Regions from separate parts of the Mus musculus genome. Here region 2 is linked to region 1. The links are chromatin loops, found by intact Hi-C in ENCODE. Cell type or tissue: left cerebral cortex. All regions are shown on one strand. Each heading gives the region's core, and the rest is flanking DNA. Links, peaks and the distances in the headings are about the cores only.

What was found. A loop is a pair of places that touch in the nucleus more often than their neighbours do. Peaks named below come from ENCODE experiments on the same cell type or tissue, not always from the same donor. Only the 100,000 strongest peaks of a DNase experiment are listed, where the experiment ranks them.
Region 2: it touches region 1 in a loop (2.5-fold over the local background); 3 of 42 quality-filtered maps call a loop at or near these places.

What each region holds. Positions count from the first base shown.
Region 1 is chr7:144,319,268-144,324,639 of GRCm38, reverse strand. The region is part of intron 7 of Shank2 (SH3 and multiple ankyrin repeat domains 2); the gene reads right to left. Among named protein-coding and RNA genes, the nearest start is that of Gm14372, 85 kb to the left of the region's middle. In left cerebral cortex, for the core only: no CTCF peak of the experiment used is centred there; DNase peaks (open chromatin) are centred at 1,956 and 2,221; H3K27ac peaks cover 1,784 bases.
Region 2 is chr7:144,411,674-144,417,045 of GRCm38, reverse strand. Shank2 (SH3 and multiple ankyrin repeat domains 2) reads right to left here. Exons shown (of 16, transcript NM_001113373.3): 15 at 5,178-5,372. Gm34621 (a long non-coding RNA gene) reads left to right here. Exons shown (of 4, transcript XR_003946689.1): 3 at 1,278-1,372; 4 at 1,755-1,980. Among named protein-coding and RNA genes, the nearest start is that of Gm34621, 5.2 kb to the left of the region's middle. In left cerebral cortex, for the core only: CTCF peaks have their summits at 1,045 and 2,209; DNase peaks (open chromatin) are centred at 2,201, 2,592, 4,146, 4,263 and 3 more places; H3K27ac peaks cover 3,196 bases.

The sequences.
Region 1 (5,372 bases), core at 121-5,120:
GATCCCTCTCCCATTCTCAGGCATCAATCAGTCTCAGGCTGTGATGTGAATCCCATACATGGACCATACAGGGATTCTGAGCCCCCTTCTTTGGCTTCTTTAGTTGCTGGGGAGGACTCAAGTGCTGACGAATGCAGCTGGTTTCTAGGTCTCTCAGCTTTAGTGCAAGAGGGCATGTGCTGTGGGACCCCAGAATGTTCTGAGCATTTGGGTGGCCTAGCACAAACCCTTGGGCTTCTCTTGACAACCCGCTAATGCCAAGTGTATGATGTGGCTCCTATAGGACTTAGACACATCAGTGACAAGGTTCCTGAGCACAGGTTCCATGGCCAGGGCCACAGCCATCTGGCCTGGCAGGCTGGTTCTGGGAATTGGCTCTTGGAGCAAGCCGCAGCCTGATTTGGGGCTGCTTTGATGGTATCAGGCCTGTGGGCAATGATACTTGCTTGCTGCCCCTCTCCCTGCCTTGGTCTGGTTTCTTCTTGACTGGGTCAGGGTGAGGAAGAGCAAGTGTGTCTAACTGGCATCTGCCATCCTGCATGTATTACAGATGGAGTTAGGGATAGGGCTCAGGAAGCAGAGTGCTTGTTTAGCATATATAAAATCTTGGGTTCCATCCCCAGTAGCATTAACTAGGTCTGGAGGTACATGCTGCTAATACTAACACTAGGGAGGTGGAAGCAGAAAGGTCAGGAGTTCAAGGTCATCCTCAGATATCTATTGAGTCTCAGATAGCCTGGGCTATATGAGATCCTATATTTAAAAAAATGCTTGTATATAGAAACCTGGTATTAGAGGCACTTCTGGTTGTGCAAGCCTGGCTCTCACTGTATCCTGCATCAGCACTCCCTTCCCGATTCAAGTCTCAGTTTTCCTCCTGAGGTACAAGCCACCTGAAATAGCCACTTTTGTAGGTCAAAGACTGTTAAATGCTGCCAGTTGGATGTGACACACCCTGACAGGCTCCTTGATCAGCACCCAGATTCCAATAAGCATTTTTCTTCCCTCCAAGAGCTCCCAGAGACTCAGAGAATGGGAATCACAGATCTTGGGTGGCTTCACAAGTCAAGAATTGTCAGTGATACAAAAATCAACTCCCAGGACCCCATGGGGAAGCTTTCAGTCCAGGAGGGGCATGTGGGTGATTCCTGCGGGGGAGAAGGCAGGGGCAGGATGGGAGTCAAAGCTGTGCAGTGCCTGAGAGGCTAAGCAGCCAGCACAGAGGGGATGGGACTGGCCATAAGGGTGGACCAGGGGCCCTGACTCCTCCAGGTCTCCAGTGTCCAGCTATGGGGTCTGAGCAAGCTTTTTAGCTCAAAGGTTCTTGCAGCTCAGGTGGACATTGGTGCTGGGTTTCTGAGTATACATGCCCAGGGAGGCCGCTGCCAGGTAGGCAACTTGATAAAGGCACAATTGAGCAGGAAGAGGGGACATACAGGTACCACATAGGTTCAGTTGTGAACCACTTTCGGTATAAAGCCTCCTTCAGCACAGTGTTAAGAGGTGGTCAGTCTGACAGAAGGCATGTCTAGGTCCAGGTGACTTTAAAGCTTAACAATGAGCCTACTCAGAGAAAAAAGGTTCAAATCAAGACCAAAGTCTGTAGGATAAACCAATGTTCGTGTCCAGTGGAGCGGGAGGCCTGCACCCTTAGCTAATTCCCAAGGGGCTCTATCAAGTGGTAGGGTCCTGGCCAGTCCCCAACTCAGGTCTGTATTGCTTGACACTTTTGCATGGCTGGGACTCGGTAATCAAGCTACAAAACACAAGCTTGGTGTTTGGAGAAGAAGACCAAGATGTGAGAGGCTTATGAGGATGCTTCGGCACAATTACTAAGGCTCCTGTGCAGTGTGCGATGTTTGAGTTAAATCAGCCCACGTCAAAGCATGGCCATCTCCCATCACAAGACTCAGAATGCTTCCTATGTAATAAAAACATGGCTCTGGAAACCTAGTGGAAGACTCCACAGAGACATGGACTGTCCCCAGTGCTCACAGGGACACTTATGTTAGAACTATTTTACTAACTTGGAGGTCGTGTCAAGGGGACCGAGCCTCAAGGTGGGAGCAGGGATCATACCCAGTGGGCCTCTGACCCCAGTGACCAGTAGAAGGTAGATGAGGTTAGTCACGGCAGGTTCTGTCCTTGGATGTATGTGTTCACCCACATCCTCCCCACGTCCTTCTCCCCATATCCTTCTGGTTCTTGCGCAAGGATCCCCCACTTTATGCACCTCATCTGGTCTGGCATTGCTCTTGGTCTGTCTTCCTACACACGTGCCGAGTGAGGATTGGGTGTGAGCTCTCCCCAACAGGCACGTGTATTTTAACATTTAGAGGTAAGAGCAGGTGGCTCAACCAGTAAGAGGAAGTGGGGTGGGCCTTGAGGGTTATAGACTGTCCTACTTCCTGTCCTGTCTCTGCTTCCTGATCCATCCAGATGAGAGCATGCAGCCTCATTCCTGCAGTCACAGTGCGGAGCCATTCCAACCTCCATGCCCTGCCCCATACACCATGGACAGTACCCCCAAACCATGTGTCAGGATACAACCTTTCTAAGATCACAGTGACAAGAATACTAGTTGCCCTGTAATGACACCTGGCTCCCACCTGAATGCTTCACCTTCAGAAGGTGCTTAGCTCAGAGCTCACCTGTGAGAAGTCTGATCTGGGGCTCAGAAGCAGGTCAAACTTCTCTGTGACTCAGACATGCCCTTGTTCGTTACCTGAGGCCTTGGGGACCAGAGGGGAGAATTCTGAAGGAATCATGACATAACTAGGGGGTGAGGTGAGAACATTTCACATTTGGGGACTGTGCTAGCCAGTGCAATAGCATGTCCTTCTGGAAGGCAGAGCCCTGCATCTCCCCAGAGGGCACTAATCCCGCTGTGAGGCCCACCATTCTGGCCTCATCTGAGCCCCAAATCCCTCTAAAGCCCTGCTGCACAGGAGAGCAGAAGAGTGCTCCAGTGCACAAGTGGTGTGTGTGTGGTGTGTGGTGTGTATGGTGGTGTGTGTGTGTGTGTGGTACACATGTGTGCATGTGATGTATGTGTGGTGTCTGTATGTGTGGGGGGTGTGGTCTGTGGTGTGTATGTGTGGTATGGTGTAGTGTGGTGTGTGTGTATGTGGTGTATATGTGGTCTGTGGTTTGTATGTGTGTATATGTGTATGTATGTGTGGCCTGTGGTATATATGTGTATATAAGTGGTGTGGTGTGTAGACGTGTATATACATGGTATGGTCTGTATGGAGGTGTATGTGGTGTAGTATGTGTGTGGTGTATATGTGTGTGTGTGATATATATGTATATGTGGTATGTGTATATGTGTGAGATGTGTATGGTGTGTGTGGTCTGTGGTATATATGTTTGTATGCGTGTGTGGTGTGGTGTGATGTGGTGTGTGTTTGTATGTGGTCTATGCATGGTGTATGTGTGTGTGTGGTGTGTATAATGTATATGTATATAAGTGGTATGGTGTATATGTGTGTATAAGTGGTGTTCTCTCTCTCTCTCTCTCTCTGTGTGTGTGTGTATGCATGCGATGTGTATGACAGGGTTCAGTCTATGTTGCCTGTCTGACAGCAGCCAGCCAGGCTCCCTGAGATCCAGGCAGTCACACAGACATTGAGACTCTATCCTTTCCCATGCAGAAGTGCTGTAACTCACTATATGGTTTTGCCTTTAAGGCACTTCTGGGCTTCAAGGATGGTGGCTAACAGTTAACTAAGTGGCACAGGTAGCCTGCCAAGTGAGCAGAGACACTGGTGTCCTGTGGGAATGGTGTCACCCATCCCCACCTTATGTTCTTTCTACCTTCTCCAAAGGACACCTGGGTGACCTCAGGTGTAACAAGACATCTGTGGAACACCTGTCAGGCCTCAGTTTCCCCAACTATGGTAGGGTGGTGACAACACCCATTCCACAGGTTGTGGGGATTTGATAGAGCTAGCAGGGTGGGGAGACATCCTCCTGACTCACAGTTCCACACCTACCAGCCCTCCCCTACCTTTCTGGTGATCCCATTTCTGGGGTATATATACCCCATGGTGGTCCTGGATAGTACTCAGAACACCCTCCATACGGATCCCCATCTTACAGGACAGATGGGCAACACTTGCCCAGGGAACTGTCTAAAGTTATAGTAGGAACCCAGGAGCTGAACAGGACTTGAGCCCTCTGGCTGAGCCAAGCCAGACGACTCTGACAGAGAAGGGGACACTGCTGGAGGATAGGCACAGGGAAATAGGGAAATCTATCTTGGTGTGTGTGTGTGTGTGTGTCCCTTCTTGGCACCTTCAGGACCATCTGGCCCTGGTAGGACATGTCAGGGGATTGATGTCCCAGTACAGGAGCCTCTGTGTCCTGTCTGTGTCCAACCTACTCCAGACCTCTTCATCCCAGTAGGGGCCAGCAGGACCAGGAACTGCCCATAACAGCCTCACCTGAGATTCCTGCAAAGGAAGGAGGGGGAGGAGGGAGGAAGGAAGGAAGGAAGGGAGGAAGGAAGGAATTGAGAAAGGGAGAAAGGGAGAAAGGGAGGGAGGGAGGGAGGACTGGCTTGACTCTTTTGCATTACAGTGTCATGGTGTCAGTGCTGAGTGCGACTGTCCGTGTGTCAGAGCCCTCCGGCTTCTGTCTGTCAGCATTCCAAGGATGCTGAGCAAAGCATCACAAGCTGAGGATGCGGACACTGCCTGAGAGGTCTACAGTGGGACCTGGGAGGCGGGAAGCATTTGCTCTTCCTTCTTCCAGCTGTTGGGTGGGGCTAACACCCATCCCGAGCCCCCATTTCTGGCTTGGGCCCTTTTTCTATTCCTTCAAGTCCCTTCTCTTCACTACAACTGAGGAAGGACCCCACTCAGGGATAGCATCCTCAGCTGATAACCTCTGCAAAGGTCCCACTTCTAAAGGAGGTTCCCAGTGGCATGAGTTTGGGGGATACTTTCCCCATTTAAATGGACATCAAACAAACCAATGCAATAGGCCCCCATGTGTCTGGGCCACTGCACACCTTCTTCATTGTAGAAGTACAATCAGAACTCTGAGGGCTCCTGCTCTGCTCCCGACACTTGGGTGCACATGGGTCACTATGAGCCTTGCTGGCCTTCAGCTGGGCCTCTGGGCTTCACAGTGCTGCTCCCAGCCTTGGAAGAGACAGCGGTTTCTCTGCTTCCAGTTCCAGGTTCTGAGCTGAGCTCTGAGCCACCTTAGGAAGAAGGTCCCTGCCTTCCTCACCAGCCCACACGGCACTGCGTTATGCTCTGAGCACCGATGGCTCTCTTGGGGAATAACCTGGTTCATCTATTTACTACCCACCTCCAAACACATCACCTGCCCGGCTCCCAGAACAACGGCAGTGGTCCAGCACA
Region 2 (5,372 bases), core at 78-5,077, 92 kb before region 1:
CACCACAGGCTCAGAGAACTGTGAGGACTCTGCTCACTCCACGCCTCTCTCCAGAATGGGAACAGAATACATAACCACAGAAGGAATGGCTGTGGGACACTGCCTGCTTTCCTGCCGAGGAAGCTGTCTCAGGCTCAGCACACTTGTCTGGGTTCCCACCCTGCTCACAAGTTGCCAGGACAGGAAGGCACCTACTTTCAGGAAGAACTGTTTACCTGTGATAGGATCTTGTCAAAAGAGGGATGAGACCAAGAGAGAAGACTTGACGGGTCTAGAGAGACGGCTTAGTGGTTTAGAGCACTGGCTGCTTTTGTAGAGGACCCAGGTTCATTTCCCAGAACCCACACACATGGTTCAACCATCTGTAACTCCAGTTCCAGAGGATCCAGTGCCCTCTTCTGCCCCTGCAAGTGCTACCTGTAAATGGCGTACGTACACACACACACACACACACACACACACACACACACACACAAGCAAGCAAAACATCCACTGCACATACAAATAGATAAATATGTTCTAAAAAGGAGACCTGCCGTTTGTTTGGTGGTCAAAGGAAGAGACTCTGGCAGACTAGTCACCTTAATATGTGGATAGTGGCAGGAAGTGCCAGGCTGTCCCCAGCAGGGCTCACCTCACTACTGAGTGCTGCTCCCTGGCAGTGCCATCACCCTCCTGCTTTGCTTGGTGACTGAGGTACCAGAGCTGTGTGGCAGTGCAGAGAGCTTGAGACGTCATGAAACAGAAGCCCATGCTCTAGGACCAGGTGGTCACAGCAGTTTAACAATCGTATTGATTAATACTGGTGACCCAGCTGAGAGCCAGAGGACAATGGCCAGGGTCGGAGGACTGCCCTGGGAGGACAGCAGGGGTGGCAGGGATTGAGTGAAGCCCCATCAGCACCTGGAGCGCTGCCTGCCCAGGGACCTTGGGTGTCTGTACCTCCTCAGTACCACTGTTTCTTTCCTGTGTGCTTCAGAAAGGTGAAGGCCGAACTCTGCCCCTTGTGGACTCACCACAAAGTGCTGGCAGTAGAGTGTACACCACACCCTTGGAGAGGAGCCATGGGGACTCCCTGGAGCACTCCCTACCCTGTGCTCTAGGGGGAGATGAACGCAAGCTGAGGTTTTTCCAAGGATGCTGGAAGAGAACAGGTTTCATCCTGTTGAGTGATGTGATGGCTGGTCTCTGGTCACAGCCAGCTTGAGGAGTCAGTGCTTATAGACAGGCAGCCGGGTCTAGCTCTCCAGTGTCTCCAAGGTACCTCTTGTCTCTAGCAACAGAAACCACCTGTCTTCAGCACAGACCTTGAAAGCATCTTCCTCATGTGACACGCATCCCGGGAGTGTCAACAAACTGGAGTCCACTCCTGGTAAGCCATGATAAGTCTGTGCGTGGTTTTCATCCCTTGGATGCAATCCTGTGTCCCCACAGCCTGCCCACTCCCCTGCCTGGTGGGTTGACGCTGACTCCCCCCACGGGCATGGAGAGTCTGATCTGGCCTAGCCTCACATGCTCCACCCATCATGTCCTGGGCTCCATGCTTCTGGTTTCTGCATAACTGGTTCCGGTGTGAACTTTAGGTCACTGAAATACCCTTCCTCTGAGTGCCAGCTCCATCCTAGTTCTGCCCTTTTGGAGCCTGGTCTTCTCCGTGGTACTTGTTACATATAGTTCTGTTGTTTCGTTTTGGCCATTTCTCACCTCAAGAGCTGGCATTCCCCAAGGGAACACTGGCTATGCTTTCTTAACAGGGACGTGCTTCTCTTAAATGACAAATTCTGAGTGCCATATGGCGCCTGGTGTCCTGGGCCATCAACAAGCTGCCTGAGTGGATGACAATGACTACGTTTCCCAGCTGTGGAGGACTGTACTGCAGAATCCTCTGTGGTGATGTCCTCTTGTCTCTTCTTTCTTGGGCTTGGTACTGGGCTGTAGACAGTGGTAGCAGCTTAGTAAACTCCCTACCATGGCTCGTCATTGGCCCTATGCACTTTAACCAGGACACCTAAGTGCTCTGCTTAGATCCATGAAGCAGTAAAAATGTGTGTCAGGCCTGCTGCCTCCACTGTGGGCCAGATTCAGATGACAGGAGGCTCTGAAAGCCAAAAGCCCTGTCCAACTGAAGGACATGCCAAGGTTACCCATGAAATGTTTGCATATCCATGTTTGCATACGCCACACCCTCGGAGAGGAGCGGTGGGGACTCCCTGGAGCACTCCCTACCCTGTGCTCTAGGGGGAGATGAACGCAAGCTGAGGTTTTCCCAAGGATGCTGGAAGAGAACAGGTTTCAGCATCAGGCCTATAGCCAGAATTGCTCACGGCTTTGCACCATGGTCTTTCAGTGGCTCTGATATCATACACTAACATATACACAAATATATTGAAAGAGAGTTCCAGCTGACTTTTTCAATATATTTGTAGTTAAATATGTCTAAATTCCACACTGTCTTGATCTTGGGGTCAGTCTACTGGGTATACTAAACCCCGGGTATCCTAAAGTTAGATTGCTTACACCCCAGGAAGCAAATGCCAGGCCTTCTAACTCTCTGCTCTTCCTGGATCCTGTCCTGGTGCCAGCATAAGACGAGGTCTCTTGGAGCTGCCAAGTAGCAAAAGGCCCATTATTTCAATTTACAAGCACAGCAAAGCTCTTGCCCATGTGGTGGAACCACTGAGGAACACGCTGAGAGCCAGGCTTTCCTTGGTGAGCAGTCATGCTTGAGGAAACAGGGTCTCTCTGCCTTAATGTGTGTCACGTCAGAGAGCATGGCCAGCTTTCAGTTATCTCTTGAAACCTTCATTTTCTTTCTCTCCTTTTGATTCTGAACCTCATTTGGCCCAGGGTGGTCCACAACTTAACTTTTAGAAGCATTTACAAGTGGCATTAGCAAGATGCTCAGACTGAGTGAATCTCTAGTTGTCATCCTGGGCCTGGCAGTGAAGGCAACGGAGAGGTGTCTGAGCAATGTAGGCAAGAGGCCAGTGCACCAAGGCAAGAGGCAGAGCTCGGTCACCTGCATATCCCATACAGGATGCATGCATGGTTCTGTGAACGGCTACCCCAGCCTGTGGCCCTCTGTGTCTCGCAGTTGCTGCTGGCATCCCAGGACCCTAAGCCCATGCCCAACCCAGTGCAATCCTTAGATTTGAAAAGGAGGGTCAGAGGCCTGTGTTTCCTCTACTGCTTGAGGTCAACAACAGTCATCTCTCCCCTCATTAGCAGGGGAGTTCTAGGTCTAATGGCGGTTCCTTTCTTCCCAGGAGCTCAGTCTTGTAGATGGTCTTCAGTGGTGATCCCTTTTTCCGAAGCCAACCCCCAGCCTCAGCTTCTAGAACCTTCCCATACAGTCCCTTTGACTCTTTGCCTCAGATTTCTCTCTCTGCTGGTTGATGGCCACGTTGCTGGTACCTATGTGACAGAATGGCCAATGTTTGTTGGTCCTTTGTAGGCGTTGGCTAAAGTCCTTGCTCTGAGAGGTCTGCGCCAGGAATAGACTGGCTGGGTGGAGCCAGTTTTTGAGTGCTAGTGATGCTCTCTCTGAGCACCCAGCCCACATCTGGCACCTACCTGGAGTAGGGAAAGACAATAGTCCCAGCCCCCAGTGGAGGGTAAGTCTCCTTCCCTCTCCTGGGAGCCACCAGACATTGTCTAACCAGAAAAAGAAAGGCAGCAAGGGTCATCTGCTGCGATTCAGAATTCCCCTGCAACCCCCCCCCCCCCCCCCGCACCTTCCCAATGCCAGCGGCCACCTCAGCTTTTCTCCTGTTGAAGACTGGGCAGCTATTGTAACCTCACTTTTAGAGAGAGGCTGCAATACCTGCTCGGCCTCTCTGAAGAATGGACTTAACACACAGGATCATGCTGCCCAGTCGTGAGGGACGCCACCCCAAGGGCTTGCAAATATTACTTTCACAAGAGGCTGTGGCATAAAAGACTCTATAGAGGAAAAATATGAACCAAGCATATTCCAAGGTTGCTGTGAGACTCCTGGACATGTTTAAAATATGCAGGTGTGTGGTTACCCCACCTCCCACCCACCAGAGTGGAGGGTTTCTGCAGGCCCGCCCAAGCTAGCAGGGAGCCACGGGAGCTTGCTTCTGCACACCACCTGTAGCAGGTTTCCCATTACCAAGCGGTGGCATCCGCACACTTCTTTACAACAGCCGCCAATCAGTATTTCTCAAAGGAGTTAAGGAGCCGTCCAAGTCCTCCATTTACAACCACACCAAAAGGTAACAGGAAGAATTGTGGCTCACAGCCCAAACCTCAAGACTCAGATGCAGTGTGATGTCCCTGATTAATGGGCTCGGTTGTTTGAATCAGATGCCTGCCCAGCGGGAGAATAAAGAAAGACTTCATTAGTCAAACCGATGAAACCTGAGCTCAACTGTCAGCCAGAGAGGCTGAGCACTACACACACGGAAGCGGAAAGACAGCACGAGTGTACATCACACAAGGAACAAAAACAGAAAGGCCATGAGTGAGGGTGGGGCCTGCAAGGCTGCCGAGTACCATCCTGAAACCACACAGGGGGCTGTTCTAGAACCTTCTGTTTGGACTTAGGAAGAATGTGTTTATTCTACCCCCCCCCCCATCCCAATGAAGGTAGCTTGTTAAGCCCTACGTGAGGCTGGAAACGGCCCATCGGGCGCAGCTGGCAGTGATTTCTTTGTGACGTCTGCCCCTGGGTGGGGTGATGCAGCAGAGGGGCAGGTGTTCATCCAGAGCAATGACCCAGCTCCTTCCAAATCCTCAACCCCAAGGGGGATTAAGGGAGAGGGAATGGTACACCCATGTTCAGACACTGGCCACCTCTGCTGACCAGTTTGGGTTTTAATGGAGCTCTGCCTGCCTTTGAGGTAGTCCTGGCAAAGGGCCAGAGGAAACGGAGCAGAGACCAAAGCTTCCTTCTGGAAGCGACCGTGGGCCTGGTCCCGTGCAATCTGGTTCCTTTATGTGTCTTTAGGAAGGTGTGTCATAGGCTGCATGGCAGCCATGGCCTTGGCTCTGCCGTAGTCCGGTGACAGGAGGATGGTGGCAACATGGTTATAGCCTAATGGGTGTGGCAGAGGCCATGCAGGTCCCCTCTTCTCGGCTGCATAGGTGGCTCCCCAATGGTTTCTTTTGGCCAGCACTGGACCACACATTCCCCAAGCTGATTGGGAACTTACCTTGGAGCGAGGTTGGCCGACTTGGCTCCCACCGGCAGCTCCAGCCCTTCCCCGGGCTTGACCGATTTCCCCCTGTTCATCTGCTGCAGAATGGAGTTTAGCTCACTAATGACATTTGCCTTTGGGCCTGAGAGAATTGGGCTTTTGACCTCTGGAACGTCACCCCACAACTTGGAGGTCCTTGGCTGGATGACC